Linked DNA regions of Homo sapiens: region 1 is linked to region 2. A link is a contact called in ENCODE Hi-C or POLR2A ChIA-PET data. All regions are on one chromosome and are shown on one strand. The core of a region is the stretch at or near the end of the contact, and the rest is flanking DNA. Distances in the headings are between cores, read along the strand shown. Region 1 overlaps PNPLA1 (patatin like domain 1, omega-hydroxyceramide transacylase). Region 2 overlaps PXT1 (peroxisomal testis enriched protein 1).

Region 1 (3,315 bases), core at 393-2,892, 120 kb before region 2:
CTTGGCTCACTGCAAGCTCCACCTCCCGGGTTCATGCCATTCTCCTGCCTCAGCCTCCCGAGTAGCTGGGGCTACAGGTGCATGCCACTACCCCCGGCTAATTTTTTGTATTTTTAGTAGAGATGGGGTTTCACCGTGTTAGCCAGGATGGTCTCAATCTCCTGACCTCATAATCCGCCCGCCTCGGCCTCCCAAAGTGCTGGGATTACAGAGACTTTTCTTATTCTTGATGACCTTGACAGAGTTGACTATCGGTCAGGTATTTTGTAGAACGTCCCTCAGTTGGGGTTTGTCTGATGTTTTTCTCAAGATTAAGCTGGGGTTTTGAGTTCTGGGGAGGAGACCACAGAGGTAAGGTGCTATTCACATCACGTTACCTCATGGGCACGTGCTGCCAACATGACGTATCCCTGCTGATGTTGACCATGACCGCCTGGCCGAGGTAGTGTCCATCGGGTTTCTCCATTGTGAAGTACTCTTTCTCCCTCTATCCTTACTGCAGTTTTTGGAAGAAAGTCACTGTGCACAGCTCATATTTAAGGAGTGAGAAGTTATGCTCCACTTCCTAAAGGGTCAAGCATCTACATAAATTACTAAGAATTCTTCTGCAGGGGAGCTTTCTCTCTTCTCCCTGATTTACTTACCTACGTAATATATGTTTATATCAGTATGGATTCATGGTTATGTTATACTTTGGGTTATTATTCAATACTACTTTATTGTGTTCTTCAAATTGTTCCAGCTTTGGCCATTGGGAGCCCTTTCAGTTGGCTCTTTCACACATTTTAAAAACTGAATTGTTTGTTTTCTTATTTAAGGGCTGTTATGTGGCCTAGATAAACGCCATCCCCCCGCCCCCCCACCCACCCACTATTTTTGAGACAGGTTCTCACTCTGTCACCCAAGCTGGAGCGTAGTGGCACGATCATGGCTCACTGAAGCTTCAGCTTCCCAGGCTCAGGCAACCCTTTCACCTTTCTCAATGAGTCTTACAGCCACAGTGACCTTCTCAGAACCAGCCTCAGCTGATTACCTCCCCTGCCTAAAAGTCATGCTACAATAATGCTTGCCATGAAAACTAAGGATCCTAGCTGCTGCCTACAGCCCTGACATGGTCCGGCCCCTGCCGCCTCCTCAGCCTCCTCCCCCAGCACAGTACCCCCGCCCCACACTGACCTTTCAGGCCCCCGACCACCTGGTGTGTCCTCAAACTTTGTGGCCTTTGTGTGTGCTGTTCCCTCTGCTGAAACACCCTCACCACCCCGCCCTGACCATCCTGGGCCACGTACCCTTCAGATCTCTACTCACTGCCAATCCCTCAGATGACCTGCCCTCTCTCACAGCACCACATTCCTCTCTTCCTGCACTTGCCTCAGTTGAAACTCTAGATAATTTGGGTGGGCAACGCCTGCTTCCCCACACTACACCGTAAGTGCCAGAAACCATCACGTTTGTTTTCACTCACTGTAAATTCAAGTAAGTACAGAAAGACCTTTGAAAAGCACTGTTCCTGTTTAGGAAAATAACTCAAGAAACCATTTTTGCAAAGGCCATGCTGCTGCCAGGGCTGAGTAACACCCCATGCTATTGTTTATCCTAGATGCTGTTTATCTTAATTCTTCCTCCAAGAGAGTGATTTTCCCCCGGGTGGAAGTGTACTGCCAGATAGAACTCGCCCTTGGCAATGAGTGCCCTGAACGCAGTCAACCAAGCCTTCGAGCACGGCAGGCCAGTCTGGAAGGAGCCACACAACCTCACAAGGAGTGGGTTCCCAAAGGGGATGGAAGGGGCAGCCATGGTCCGCCTGTGTCCCAACCTGTGCAGACACTTGAATTCACATGCGAGTCACCTGTTTCAGCACCAGTCTCTCCACTTGAGCAGCCACCTGCACAGCCACTGGCCTCTTCAACTCCACTTTCTCTAAGTGGCATGCCACCTGTATCATTCCCAGCTGTGCACAAGCCACCCAGCTCCACACCTGGTTCATCACTGCCCACCCCACCACCTGGACTGTCACCTCTGTCACCTCAGCAGCAGGTACAACCGTCTGGATCACCAGCCAGATCCCTACACTCTCAGGCACCCACTTCACCCAGGCCATCCCTGGGGCCTTCAACTGTGGGGGCACCTCAAACACTGCCCCGAAGTTCTCTTTCAGCCTTCCCTGCTCAGCCACCTGTGGAGGAACTAGGCCAAGAACAGCCCCAAGGTATGGACCCTTCTGGCTTGTTATGACTTTCTCATGCCTGGAGCCCCTTGGCAAGCGAGCAAGGACACCAGGGCTGATAACCGCTTCTTTAGGGGTGCGTGGCTGAAGTTAGCAGTGAGCTTTAGCATCTCTGTCCATTATGAGGACAGTCCGCCACAAGGGGGCAGTGTAATAGACATTGGTTCATTTCCCTTGGTGCAGTGCTTCTCAAAGTGCGATCCCCCTACCGGCAGCAAAAGCATCACCTGGGAACTTGCTAGAAATTACAGTTCTCAGGTCCTACTGCAGACCTACTAAATTACCAACTTTGGAGGTGCGGCCCAGCTGCCTTTTTTACAAGCCCTCCAGGTGATTTTTTGCCTGCTCACATTTGAGACCGCTGGGCCAGTAGATTTTTACTGTGAAACCTGCTGTGCTGGGCGTGCTACTCAAAGAGTGGTCCGCAGACCAACCCAGCCCTCAACTGTGTGTTACTAGCCCACCACGGAGGGTGTGCAGAAATTAAGAGTAATCATTTAGAAACGTTTATAGCACTAAGGTATTTCCACAACATCCCGGAGCTTGACCATTTTTTACTAATTCATTTGCATTGTATTTCACAAAATTACTAGTTTGTTATAGACTACAAAGAAATTTTTTTTTTTAGATGGAATCTCGCTCTGTCGCCCAGGCTAGAGTGCAGTGGCGTGATCTTGGCTCACTGCCAGTTCTGCCTCCCGGGTTCACGCCATTCTTCTGCCTCAGCCTCCCGAGTAGCTGGGACTACAGATGCCCGCCACCACGCCTGGCTAATTTTTTGTATTTTTAGTAAAGACAGGTTTCACTGTGTTAGCCAGGATGGTCTCAATCTCCTGACTTTGTGATCTGCCCGCCTTGGCCTCCCAAAGTGCTGGGACTACAGGCGTGAGCCACCGCGCCCAGCCAGAAATTTTTAAAAAACTGTTTCCTTACTACTACAGACGGTTTCAGAAGCACCACTATAGGGCCTGCAAAGATAAAACGTTCTCAATTCCTTACTCAGGAAATCTCCCTTTCAGCAGAGGAGATAACAGGGATACTAACCTCAAAAATACAATCAGGGACTGGGTGTGGTCACTCACACCTGT
Region 2 (3,448 bases), core at 682-3,181:
CACTTCAGCCTGAGCAACTGAGTAAGACCCTGTCTCAAAAAAAGCAAAGCAAAACAAAACTGATTAATCTGTGGGAAGGGTTTACGAATAACCACAGAGTTAATTTTGCCACTTTTCTGTAGATTTAAAATTTTCCAAGACAAATATTAGGGGAGAAAAAGTATCTCAGGAAAGTTTTTAAAACTTAAATAGAACTTTTTAATTTCTACAAACTTTTAAAAATATTTTAGAGAGTGTGTTTTGCTACATTGCCCAGGCTGATCTCAAACTCCTGGGCTCAAGCAATCCTCCCATCTCAGCCTCTGGAATAGCTGGGATTACAGAGGCAAGCCGCTGCACTAGCTTAGTTTCTACAAACTTTTTAGACTGGTTTTCAAAGCCCTTGGAATGTATTTCAACTGATTGGTCCAACCTCCTTACTCTTCTTTTAGAACCCTATGCTCTAACTAAATTGTATCTTTATCTGACCAAATCTTACCTCAATGATTTTTGAAAATTACTTTCTCTAAGATGCCTTTTTTGAGTCTTCCAAAATCATGTGATCTCTCACTACTTTGTCTACAGCACTTTTAGTTCTATTGAGATATATCATATCCTACGATTTGTTACAGTCATTGTATATTTTTCTTATACAAAACAACAGAGATAATGCATATTAGACTGTATATTAATATGTATTGTATATTAAATGTATATTGATATGTATATTAGATATGTATACTTACCTATTGAATAACACTGTCTTTAACAATCATTGTAGGTTACAACCAGGCACTCCCTAAGAACTTGGAATTAAGAGAACAAATGTCTCCTGAGAACTAAGGGGCAAGATTAATGTATGTATAGTGGAAATGGGTGAGATGGGCAGTAATTGGAAGGGGAGAGGCTCCCAGTTCTCCCTTGCACAAGCTGCTCCCTCTGTCTGCAACCTCCATCCCCCTTAACCCCTTCAGGTCTCATGTCAGGGGTTGCATCTTGAGGGAAGCCTTCTCTGATCTCCCTGCTAGGTCAAATCCCCCATTATGACATCTAGACCTCTCCTTAGCACTTATCACATTATATTTAACATTGATATGTGCAATTAACTACTGTCTGCTTCCTTTACCAGACCATACGCTCCATGACTGAAGGAACTGGTACTGTTTTTATTTATCACTGTCATCTCAGTACCTAGCACAGTGCCTGGAATATAGTAGGTTCTAGAATTTCTGGAATGAATGAACGAATTAAAAAAGAAAATGTATATCTAGAGGAGGAAGGGTTGGTGAGCCATCGAGGCAAAAAATTAAAAAAAGCAAAAGCAAAGCTTCCAAGCACTCTTAAAGAGAAAAATAAGCTAAACTGTACTCTCTATTGAATTCTACAATTATATTTCCCATTTATACTACTTACACACACATGCACACGCATTTATTTATTTAGCCCTTTCCCATCAGTAATTATTACACTTCTGCCCCTTGTCAAATCACTCCATTCCCGCACAGCAATGGTGGGCAGGGCCTCCTTTTGCTTTTACTCATCTTTGTTTCCCCAGGAGTTTCTAATTTCCCTTAAATGATGTGTATCAGGATGGTTGCTCTGGACTTCCCACGACCCTCAACTCTTCTAAGAAAATGTGGCTTTGAATTCCCCATACAAAAATTATGTATTTTCCCCCGAAGAGTTATGTTTGTATGTGTAGAGCGCCCCCAAAGAGATAAATCTTGGCTTCAGCGAGTCACATTCCTGCCTTGTGGTTTCCATTTTCAGTCTGTCTGTGTCACAGCCCCGGACAGAAGCCACTGAGGGGAGAGGTGGACCTCCTCAATCTCCTGCTTCCTCAGTAAGAGTTTTCCTCTGGACAGTACTTAGGCATTTTCTCAGGCTCCCCGCCAGAGAGCGCCGCCAGGTCCTCGGAACCACCTCGCGCACTTTAGCTGGGCGCGCGACCCGCGCAACCAGTGAGAACCCCGCTCCCGCCCTAGGCTTTCTGTGGTGGAAAAAGCGCGCGCGCGGACGAGCAGGTTAGGCGATAGAGGTCACGTGGGCCAGCTGTGGCCAATGGGGAGCGCACATGGCGACGCGGCCGGCGGCGGCGCGCGCGTAGCTCGCCTCGGGCTCCTGGCGGGAGCGGGAGTTAGGGAGGCCGGGTTCCCGAATTACACACACCAGCGTTATTTATTCTATCAGTCTTTGGTTACTCTATCTGGCGTTCTCGACGCCGTAATAACAAGTTCGTGCCCCCTCACACCGCCCCCTCATTCCGCACATCCCTCATTTCTTCAGTGGTATCATAAAGATGAAGGGGAGAAACGCGCTGCTGCCTGAACAGAAAGGCAACCCAGGTGTCCTGGGCCAGAAGTGGGAGGACATGGGAGACAGCACTTTATTGGAAGATCCCTGGTTTCTAATTGTTTGGCAGGCGTTGAAAGCACATTGGTGGCCCACCAGACTACCAGTCACTAATGAGATTTGACATATAACTCGCGTATGGTAAAACGGGAGTTCTAGGCATGAAAACAAGCATGTACGTTAGCTAGTGGGTTGTTAACTCTAAATCAAGGGCAGCAGCGTTAGTAACTTCACCTGCCTCTTCTTTTGAAGTGAAACTGTAATTAGGAAAGCATTTGAGGCAAAAGTAGCAACGCCCACAGAACGCCTCGGAAGACAGCGATCAGCTTCACAAGGAATCTGAGGATCAGGAGGTAGAGTGTGAAAACATACTGGAAAGAGTTTACAATAAAACATAAAATCTTAGAATAGTGGCGACGATTGCACAACGTTGTGAGTATACTAAAACCCTCTGTCCGTACACTTTAAAAGGGTGAACTTTATGTTAAGTGAATTACGTCTCTTAAAAAAAATTACAAGTTCCTAGAAGGTGTTCATAGGTGACACAATCTCAGACTTTGGGGAATAATTGTTGTTGACAACGGAATTAACAAATGAAGATTCAGGCGGAGCGCGGTGGCTCACGCCTGTAATCCCAGCACTTTGGGAGACCGAGGCGGGCAGATCACGAGGTCAGGAGATCAAGACCATCCTGGCTAACACGGTGAAACCCCGTCTCTACTAAAAATACAAAAATGAGCCGGGCGTGGTGGCGGGCGCCTGTAGTCCCAGCTACTCGGGAGGCTGAGGCAGGAGAATGGCGTGAACCTGGGAGGCGGAGCTACAGTGAGCCGAGATCGCGCCACTGCACTCCAGCCTGGGTGACAGTGCGAGACTCCGTCTCAAAAAAACAAAAACAAATACAAAAACAGATGAAGATTCAAAATTTCAGTCAATTCAGTGCTTTCTAAAAAATGGATACCAGGCCGGTCGCGGTGGCTCACACCTGTAATCCCAGTACTTTGGGAGGCCGAGGCGGGCGGATGACTTGAGGTCAGGAGTCCAGCCTGGCCAACACGGTGAAACCCCCGGCTCTACTAAAAATACAAAAATTAGCCGGGCATGCAGTGAACCGAGA

What was found. A loop is a pair of places that touch in the nucleus more often than their neighbours do. ChIA-PET counts read pairs that join two places held with the same protein, here RNA polymerase II (POLR2A). Pooled maps may share reads with other maps.
Region 1: a pooled map shows a loop between it and region 2 (4-fold over the local background). The contact joins two enhancer-like sites. A Hi-C loop is called at or near these places in 6 of 50 pooled maps. POLR2A ChIA-PET finds 5 or more read pairs at or near these places in 5 of 52 experiments (AG04450, BJ, HEK293 and 2 more).

Annotation. Positions count from the first base shown.
Region 1 is chr6:36,300,261-36,303,575 of GRCh38, forward strand. It overlaps PNPLA1 (patatin like domain 1, omega-hydroxyceramide transacylase), which reads left to right. Exons shown (of 9, transcript NM_001374623.1): 6 at 1,601-2,209. Among named protein-coding and RNA genes, the nearest start is that of PNPLA1, 32 kb to the left of the region's middle. RefSeq lists an enhancer at 1,880-2,380 and a silencer at 2,249-2,298. Within about 2 kb of position 1,643, at least 4 of the 41 ENCODE cell types and tissues checked have a DNase peak (open chromatin) inside an H3K27ac peak, as active enhancers do.
Region 2 is chr6:36,421,425-36,424,872 of GRCh38, forward strand. All of the region lies in intron 3 of PXT1 (peroxisomal testis enriched protein 1), which reads right to left. Among named protein-coding and RNA genes, the nearest start is that of PXT1, 20 kb to the right of the region's middle. Within about 2 kb of position 1,932, at least 30 of the 41 ENCODE cell types and tissues checked have a DNase peak (open chromatin) inside an H3K27ac peak, as active enhancers do.